2 separate regions of the Homo sapiens genome follow, and region 2 is linked to region 1. Evidence: chromatin contacts called from ENCODE Hi-C or POLR2A ChIA-PET data. All regions are on one chromosome and are shown on one strand. The core of a region is the stretch at or near the end of the contact, and the rest is flanking DNA. Distances in the headings are between cores, read along the strand shown.

Region 1 (4,499 bases), core at 798-3,297:
CTCTCCACGCCTTCTCAGGATGCCTGTGCGGGTCTCCTCGTGCTTCCAGGCAGGGAGCCAGCTCTGGGCCTTCTTCCATTGGCCTAGGAGGTTGTGCTGCATTTCAGAGAGAGCCATCGGGAGCAGAAGCAACATGCGGAGAGGATGAGCAGGGACAGAGGCTCCACCATGACACTCTCAGTCCCAGAATCTCCTCAGCCCAGTCACCACACTGGAGAGGGAGGAGGCCCTTCAGACCCCGCAGGCCTCTGCACCCTGGGAGTTCCGCGTCTGACTCTCTTCCTGCAGTCATCAGAGGGAAAGCTGACCAGGACTGGCCAAGCCCCTGCGCAGGAACTGGGCCCAGGTGGGGTAAAGGCAGGAAGACCTCTGCCTGCCCTGGTCCCTGGGCACTTCCCTGGATGCTGTATACCACAGGACAGAGATCGAGACTGTCTTTTGAAAAACATTTAGAGACAGGATCTCACCCTGTCACCCAGAGTGGTCTAAAACTCATGGCCTCAAACGATCCTCCCGCCCTGGGGTCCCAAAGATTATAGGCGTGAGCCAGGGCGCCCAGCCCCAAACTGTCTTGATTCCCGACGTTGTAGGATGAAGGCCTGAGTGAAGAGGTGGAGGGGAGCTAAGCGGAGGAGCCCTACCCAGCCTGGACCACCCTGGGGTACGCACTCTGCGTCCACCTGACCTGGACGTGCCTCCTAAGGCTGGCAGCGAAGCCCAGGAGCAGAGCCCACGGATGGGCCCTGCAGGTGCTGGGCCTAGACCGACAGACAGGCCTGGCCACTCAGGGCCACGCCGCCGCTGTGCCGCGCCTGCCCCCTCCCCGCCCGCCACCCCCGCCACTGGGGCAGGGACAGCGGGCCCAGCTCTGACCTCGGGTCTCGGGCACGCTCGACGTGGGCAGAGACACGGCCGCAGGGTCCTGGGGCTCGCTCGCTAGCCTCTGCCCGGCACACATGGACTTGAGCATCTGGAAGACGGCGAGGGGGGCCACGTTCAGCTTCAGCAGGTCCACCAGGATCCTGGCGGGGACAGACGCGGGGCCGGTGAGCCCTCTCCGCCCGGCGCGGCCACCTCCCTGAAGACCCGACAAGGACGGGGGCGGGGGCTCCTCCCGACCAGCGGGCCGGGCGTACCCGGAAAGCAGAGGTCGGGGGGTGTCTGGCTAGCATGCGGCCCCCACCCGCCCCGCTCACTTGAACACGTCGGGGTCGATAGCGCCGCCCGCCGCCTGCGCCAGCTCGTACAGCTCCATCTCCTCGGTGCTCAGCACCTTCTTCCGCCGCAGCGCCAGCTTCTGCCGGGCCGCCTCCAGCCCCGGGGGCGCCGCCGACCCCGGCCCAGGCCCTACGCCCTGCGCCGCCATCCCCGCGGCCCGCGGAAAGGTGCGCTCCGCCCCGCCGCGCCCCCTAGCGGCTGCGCCCACCACCCTCTCCCTGCAGCGTCAACGTCTGGCCTCCCGGGCTGCCCTGGCGGGAGGGGCGGGAGCGCGGGGACGGGGCCGCCTCCGCGGCGTCATTGAAGCCCAACAGTTATTGGGCGCTCACGGTGTGCTGAGCGGCGCTCTAGGAGCCGGGAGTGGCATGGCGGACCGCAGGGGTCCGCTGCTTGGCGATCTGGGCCTCCCTGATAGACTGCATTGGTCGTGCTCGCTTAGGTGGCAGCACCCAGCCCAGTGCCAGGCATACATTGGGCGCTCGGTAAATGCCTCTTTCAAGAAAGCGTGCAATTTTCTGGTCCGCACCGGTGCACCACTAGGGGTCGCTTTTCGGGGCGGGCGGGGGGAAGGGGGGGGCACTAATCAACAATACTGCTTACGCGCACGCGGATTCCTTGCTGGGGAGAAAGTACCTTGGGGCGCCGGAGGCCGCCACAACGCAGGCGCATTCAGCTAAGGACCACTCCCTCCCCCGCACTCCTGCCTCGCCATTTCTCTTCCCCGCCCGGCCGGCCTTCGCTTTGCGCACGCGCCTTTTGAGGTAACGGCCCAAAGAGGTGGAAGCGCTTTTCCCGCCCGGCCGCGGGGCGTGGCTCTGCGCGCAGCTTGATGACGACTTTCGGCGCCGTGGCGGAATGGCGGCTTCCATCTCTGAGGCGAGCGACGCTATGGATCCCACAGGTGAGTGGCGCGGGATGCGCGCCTGAGACGGTCCGGCGCCCTGGGGGCTTCCCCGAGCCCCTGCGGAGGCCATCTCCGTTCCTCCGCGAGCCCCAGGACTCGGGCCGGCCAGCCGGCTCTGCCCAGGCAGGGCAGGCTGGGGAGTGGAGGGCCCCGGTTGAGTCTTCTGCCACCCCTCTGGGCCATGCCTTTGTGCCACCTTCCCGCGCGGCTCGTACACTCTGTCCCGGTCCGGTAGGTGTTCGCTGAAGGTTAACCTTCGTTGAAGGAATTGAGGGAAGGAGAGCTTTGTGTTGAAGTTGAGCCTTGGGCTCAACAGGCGGTGTGGGTGTAAGAGCCGGGTGTGGGTCCCAGCTCGACCCTTCCCCTGTGTGCTCCACATCTCCGAGCCTTGGTTTTGGAGGCTCCCGAAGCCCAATTGGCAGGAGAGTTGGGAACAAGTGGGCGCGTGCTGTTAAGGGAGGTCTTGGCATGACAGAATTTGCTTGGAATGATTAGCGTTGCCCAAGGGCTGTCGCTGTCAGAAAAACAAAACAAAACAAAAAACAAACGGGGTCCGAAGCAGCTCCTGGAGAAAATAGGTGTTGGAGAGTCGCCATGAAGTGGACTCTAGGTGCATGGCACGCAGAGACCTGTGACGGGGGAGGGTGGCCATGGCAGAGTCAGATAACAGGGGTGTGGGAGACACCTCTTGGGAATTCTCGGGTTTGAATTTCCTTTCTTGGAAATTTCCTAGAAATTCCTCTGGGCCTCATTCTTTCAGTCGCTGCCCATGAAAGCTTCTTCTGAGCAGAGATGCTCTCCCCTTCATCGTCTCTAGAGCTCCGCACTTACCGAACAGTCCACAGTTTAATGCTGCTTTGATCATTTTGTAGTAGTGCAGCGTTTTCTTGACCAAGTGCCTTAGGACTGAGGCGTTTTTCTTTAACACTGCAGTTGATAGCTAGGTTAAGAATTGAGGCCGGGAGCGGTGACTCACGCCTGTAATCCCAGCACTTTGGGAGGCCCAGGCGGGTGGATCACGAGGTCAGGAGTTCAAGACCAGCCTGGCCAAGATGGTGAAACCTCGTCTCTAGTAAAAAATACAAAAATTAGCCGGGCGTGGTAGCGGGCGCCTGTAATCCCAGCCACTTGGGAGGCTGAGTAAGAGAATTGCTTGCACCCGCGAGGCGGAGGTTGCAGTGAGCTGAGATCGCGCCACTGCACTCCAGCCTGTGCGACAGAGCCCAGAGCGAGACTCCGTCTGAAAAAAGAAAAAGAGAAAGCTGGCCGGGCGCAGTGGCTCACGCTTGTAATCCTAGCACTTTGGGAGGCTGAGGCGGGCGGATCACGAGGTCAGGAGATCGAGACCATCCTGGCTAACACGTGAAACCCTGTCTACTAAAAATACAAAAAACAATTAGCCGGGCGTGGTGGCGGGCGCCTGTAATCCCAGCTACTAGGGAGGCTGAGGCAGGAGAATGGCGTGAACCCGGGAGGCGGAGCTTGCAGTGAGCCCAGATCGCGCCACTGCACTCCACTCTGGGCGACAGAGCGAGACCATCTCAAAAAAAAAAAAAGGAGAAAAAAGAAAAAGCGGCCGGGCATGGTGACTCACGTCTGTAATCTCTGCACTTTGGGAGGCCGAGGAGGGCTGATCACGAGGTCAGGAGTTTGAGACCAGTCTGGCCAACATAGTGAAACCCCATCTCTACTAAAAATACAAAAATTAACTGGATGTGGTGGCATGTGCCTGTAATTCCAGCTACTCGGGAGGCTGAGGCAGGAGAATTGCTTGAACCAGGGAGTCGGAAGTTGCAGTGAGCCGAGATCATGCCATTGGACTCCAGCTTGGCAACGGAGCGAGACTCCATCTCAAAAAAGAATTGAAAAAGTCGGCACTTTGGGAGGCTGAGGCAGCGGATCACTTGAGGCCAGGAATTTGAGACCAGCCTGGCCAGCATAGGGAAACCCGCCTCTACTAAAAATAGAAAAATTAGGCAGCCTGTGGTGGCAGGCCCCTGTAATCCCAGCTACTCGGGAGGCTGAGGCACGAGAACCGTTTGAACTTTGGAGGTGGAGGTTGCAGTGAGATGATGGAGTGAGACTCAGTCAAAAAAAGAAAAAAGAGGCTGGGCGCGGTGGGTCATGCCTGTAAGCCCATCACTTTGGGAGGCCGAGGCAGGCGGATCACGAGGTCAGGAGATCGAGACCATCCTGGCTAATACAGTGAAACCCCGTCTCTACTAAAAATACAAAAAAATTAGCCGGGTGTGGTGGCCAGTGCCTGTGGTCCCAGCTACTCGGGAGGCTGAGGCAGGAGAATGGCGTGAACCCAAGCGGAGCTTGCAGTGAGCCAAGATAGCGCCACAGGACTCTAGCCTGGGCAACAGAGCGAGAC
Region 2 (4,499 bases), core at 777-3,276, 5.3 Mb before region 1:
CATGGAGGGATCCAACAGCCAGGAAGAAAATGTAGAAGACTCCTAAATTTTCAACAGCTCTTTCTCTATATAAATCACCCAAGATCTGAAAGTATCGATTGTATAATTTATCAATTAACTCTTAAGTTCTGGAAAATACTATGCTGGCAGCTGGCAATATATGTTACAGGAACTCTGTGGGGATCTCAGGGGACTTGCCTTCCAAGGCTGTGTATTTATTTCTTTATTTTTTTGAGACCATGTTCTGCTATATTGCCTAGGCTGGCCTTGAACTCCTGGGCTCAAGTGATCCTCTCACCTCACACTCCTGAGTAGCAGGGACTACAGGTGACTACTACATGACTGGCAATTTTCATTTTTTTAATAGATACCACAAATTTCCTCCAGGACCTGAATGTATCTATGTCAATTCTGTAACTAGGTGTACTAGTTATGGAATACAGAAGATCATTAAGCCACCATAGTCTTCTCAAACCCTGAAGAAATGATCAAAACTCAGATGTTTCCTCAGAACCCAAGTTTATTCTGCTAACAAGTAAACCTCAGAAATGGGCCTAGAATTTTATCTCTGATCACAGTTATGTCTACTACAGACTATAGAATCCATGATTTAAAGACATATTCTTCCAGGCATAAAAGCAGAGTGGTATTTGAAAAGACGAGCGTACTCCATCAAAATGTGATGAAGAAATCATAACAGAATGCCCTAAAAATAGCCAAATATGCCAAATTTTTAGAAATTGAGACGTGTCCAATTATTCCTGTCAGACTGGTATCCTATTACTTAGAAGATCTTGTTTCACATATTATAAATGGGTAGACTTTCAGTTTGACTTTAATCATCTTTTCATTTAAAAGTTTTTGTCATCAATGATATTTAAGCTAAAAAAGGTTTCTTACAGTTACAATTAGGTAAACTATAACCATGAAGATATATATATATATATTTAGAAAATTTTATTAGAAAAACCATTTGCTGTTCACTAATCCTAATTTGGAAAGCACCTCTTCTTCACCTTTTACTTAACTATCCCAGGACAATTACACACGGAGCATGATAGTCCCAATAATTTAAGTTTCTTTATAAAAACAAGCTCAACAGAGTCACCCTTTGCACCTAGTCACAGCAACAAAAGAAAACAAAACACCAAAAAACTTCAAAGCCCACAAAGATTTGTTGGCAGCCTAAGGCTCAGGAATCAAAACGTGTGTAAATCTGATCCCGGGGGACCGTGGCACTGACAGTCATTCAACTTTCTTTTTAATATTCCCATTGTGCTTTTTCTGGTACCACAGGGAAAATGTACCTACATTTTACCAACCGGTCGAAGCTGAAAATTCTCTTGGTGCAAGGCCAGGGGATGCGGCCGTGGGGCGGCCGGGGGAGCCCGGGGCACCGGCGCCAGCCACACGAGAGAGCAGTACCACGCTCTTGGCAGGCCTGCTGTGGCTGGCTCCCGAGTCCCTGGGGCTGCAAGAGCAGCCGCGGAGGCAGCAGCAGCAGCCATGGCAGGGACTCGGAAACCTTTCCCCTGCCTCCTCCGCTAGGCCTCGAGGGGTTTGCTTTTCACATGGCCCCCGGGTGGGGGCGGTGGGCACAAGGCAGTGGCTGCAGCTGCAGCCGGAGCCGCAGCCGCGGGCCAGGCGAGCCTGGCTCACTCGGAACCCGACCTAACGGCGGGCTGGCAGCAGCGGGACGTCAGAAGGCCCTGGCTGAAGCGCCGACGACCCGGCGGGGAAGGCCACCTTTCCACACACCACATCTCTCCCCTGCCTGCCTCCTTCTCCGTTAGCGCTACCGGTTGGCGGGCGGGGGAGGGGAGCAAGGCGCGTTATTCCCGGGGAGCTGGACGGGGGAGGGAAGGGCATCTCTTACCCGCGTTACTGAGGAGGAGGAGGCGGTTGGAGCGCGGCGCGGCGGGGCGACGGCGGGGCTGGGTGGGTGCAAGTAAGAGTCTTACGAAAGGGAATTAACCCCATCACCAGCCCGGACACCGGCTCCAGCGGCAGCCGCGGCTGGCAGAATCCCGCCCCTTCCCACCACGCACTAGCCCCGCCTCTTCGTTCTCTTTGAGCGGCAGCCGACTATTCATAGGTTGTACGTCCCCGGAGTGACATGAGTTTTGCCCAATCAAGCTTGAAAAAAACTGTCTTCTCTCCACCCCTTTACCTCCTCCCAGGCCGCGGAGAGCCGTGCCAAATCTTCCTCCAACCTCAAGAGAAAAAGAACCAATCCGTGGTAAGTAACCGCCCTTGAAGGACGCAAAAGCCAACCAATGGTAAAACTAGGAGGACAGCCATTTTGCCCACTTGTAAAAGAGCTACCTTTTCCCACGAGTTGGAGCCTGAGGTGCGGAGTTTCGTGAGTTTTTACTGACTCGAGGTATTTAAAAGACAACCAGATCTCCTCAGTGGGTATTTATAGTGCTTTTTAGGGGTAAAGGAAAATTATCCTCCATGTGGGGCGAAGTGAGGCATGCTGCTTAAGGGGTTGGCTCCTCCCCTTAGCGCTAACGGGTTCTGAAACGAACACCTGGTTTCTCCAGCTTCAGTGGCGGAGGGCGGGGTGATTGCTCTTTTCGGCCTGGAGCGGACTACGATTCCCAACATGCTTTTCCCCTACTCATAACTTCTCCTCCGTTCACTTGTCGCGGTGCTTGGCTGGAATTGTAGTTCCTGAGAGGTACCCATGCCGCCGCTTCAGCCAATGAAAAGGGACAGAGTTTTGAATGACTTGAAATTAGGGCGGAGAACGAGTTGTCGCGAGGCTGTACAGAGCCCTTTTCGCAACCCTAACGGGAGAGAAGTGATGGAAGAAGGGTAGCCGGAAGAGTTTCCTCAAAATACCATAGGGGTTTTAAATTATTAGTACGTATTTAAACTCATCTACTTTCACGTTGTCCCGTTGAACGTCACTTCCGCTTAGGGGCGGACACGTCCCAAACCTGTGGCGGGAGTTGGAGATTCTGCGGCGAATACGCCAGGTGTGACTGGCTGGAAGTGGCGTGGCTGGCAAGTCGCTAGTTTCTTGCATGGGAGATAAAAAGTTGAACGGAATTTAATGGCATTTTAAGAAAGAGTGGGTGACATGGGATGGGGGTAATTTCCAGGGCCCTTATTACTTTCTCCACCCCGGCCTTCAATCGCGGGCGTCTCGGCCTGCTCGCTATTAGATTGCACGGCTAAATTTGTAGAAAGTACCTCTACTGCCTTTAGTCTTCGCGTGGTCAGTTTGAACTGTAAAGACAGGGCTCCGAAGTTCTGAACTACATTTACAGACACACTTTTTTTTTTTTTTTTTGAGACGGAGTCTTGCTCTGTCCCCAGGCTGGAGTGCAGTGGTGGGATCTTGGCTCACTGATTCACGCCATTCTCCTGTCTCAGCCTCCGGAGTAGCTGGGATTACAGGCGCGCGCCACTCAGCCCAGCTAATTTTTTGTATTTTTAGTAGAGACGGGGTTTCACCATGTTGGCCAGGATGGTCTCGATCTCCTGACCTCGTGATCCGCCCACCTTGGCCTCCCAAAGTGCTGGGATTACAGGCGTGAGCCACCGCGCCCGGCCACAAACACACTTCTAAAGTCAGCTTGGAAGGAAAAGAGTCACAGAAAAGGGCTTTTCTGTTTGAAGGATTGATAATCAAGAGTGGCCCCATCACCACTCTTTGAGTAACGACCATTTATTAAACGAGTGGCAGACAGGCGCGGTGGCTCAGACCTGTAATCCTAGCACTTTGGGAGGCCGAGGCGGGAGGATTACTTGAGGTCAGGAGTTCGAGACCAGCCTGGGCAACATGGTGAAATCTTGTGTCTGCTAAAAACTCACACACACACATTAGCCGGACGTGGTGGCAGAGATCTGTAGGATCTGTAGTCCCAGCTACACGGGAGGCTGAGGCAGGAGAATCGCTTCAACTTCGGAAGTGGTTACAGTGACCCGAGATCGCGCCACTGCACTCCAGCCTCGGGTGACAGAGCGAGACTCCGTCTCAAAACAAAAACAAAAACAAAAAACGTGTGACTACAGGGTGCCAACTATAATACACCGATGAATAAAGGCATCACTAAAAAGATGCCTTTATTCATCGGCCACATGGAGCCCACAGCCTAATAATCTTAGCACGTAAGGCCCTGATTTATGCCTCCTTCAGAGTTCAAGGGCGACTGTATGTATACTTTTGGACATTCCATTTAAGGTACCCAGGAAAACTGATTGAATAAAGAAGATACAAGTTACAGAAAAGGGTTTTTCCCTCCCTATGCGTGTGCCCTTTATTCTTAAACTCTTTGCTTTATTATTTTGACTGAGACTTTCTCAGATAAATTCTAATTCAGTTTACTCCATGATTTTACTGAGATTTTCTCTTATAAATCCTGTTGTATTTATGGTATGAGCGCTTAACACTGTATTGGGTACTATACCAGACTTTGGGTAGAGCAGTGCCTAAAAAGACAGGCTCCTTGTCCAAAAGTTGTGAGGAAGAGAGAGGCTAAACAAAA

The links. A loop is a pair of places that touch in the nucleus more often than their neighbours do. ChIA-PET counts read pairs that join two places held with the same protein, here RNA polymerase II (POLR2A). Pooled maps may share reads with other maps.
Region 2: a loop to region 1 is called in a map of CD8-positive, alpha-beta T cell, with 20 times the contacts of the local background. The contact joins the promoter of R3HDM1 here to the promoter of SMPD4 in region 1. A Hi-C loop is called at or near these places in 1 of 168 maps with a recorded cell type or tissue (CD8-positive, alpha-beta T cell) and 5 of 50 pooled maps. POLR2A ChIA-PET finds 5 or more read pairs at or near these places in 1 of 52 experiments (T-cell).

Annotation. Positions count from the first base shown.
Region 1 is chr2:130,179,150-130,183,648 of GRCh38, reverse strand. SMPD4 (sphingomyelin phosphodiesterase 4) reads left to right here and starts at 2,047. Exons shown (of 20, transcript NM_017951.5): 1 at 2,047-2,119. It overlaps MZT2B (mitotic spindle organizing protein 2B), which reads right to left and starts at 1,387. Exons shown (of 3, transcript NM_025029.5): 1 at 1,197-1,387; 2 at 874-1,022. The coding sequence starts at 1,366. RefSeq lists enhancers at 1-438, 2,339-3,135 and silencers at 1,132-1,641, 2,152-2,291.
Region 2 is chr2:135,529,011-135,533,509 of GRCh38, reverse strand. R3HDM1 (R3H domain containing 1) reads right to left here and starts at 2,026. Exons shown (of 27, transcript NM_001378107.1): 1 at 1,877-2,026. ZRANB3 (zinc finger RANBP2-type containing 3) reads left to right here and starts at 2,292. Exons shown (of 21, transcript NM_032143.4): 1 at 2,292-2,383. RefSeq lists a silencer at 1,860-2,049 and enhancers at 2,017-2,311, 2,280-2,549, 2,900-2,979.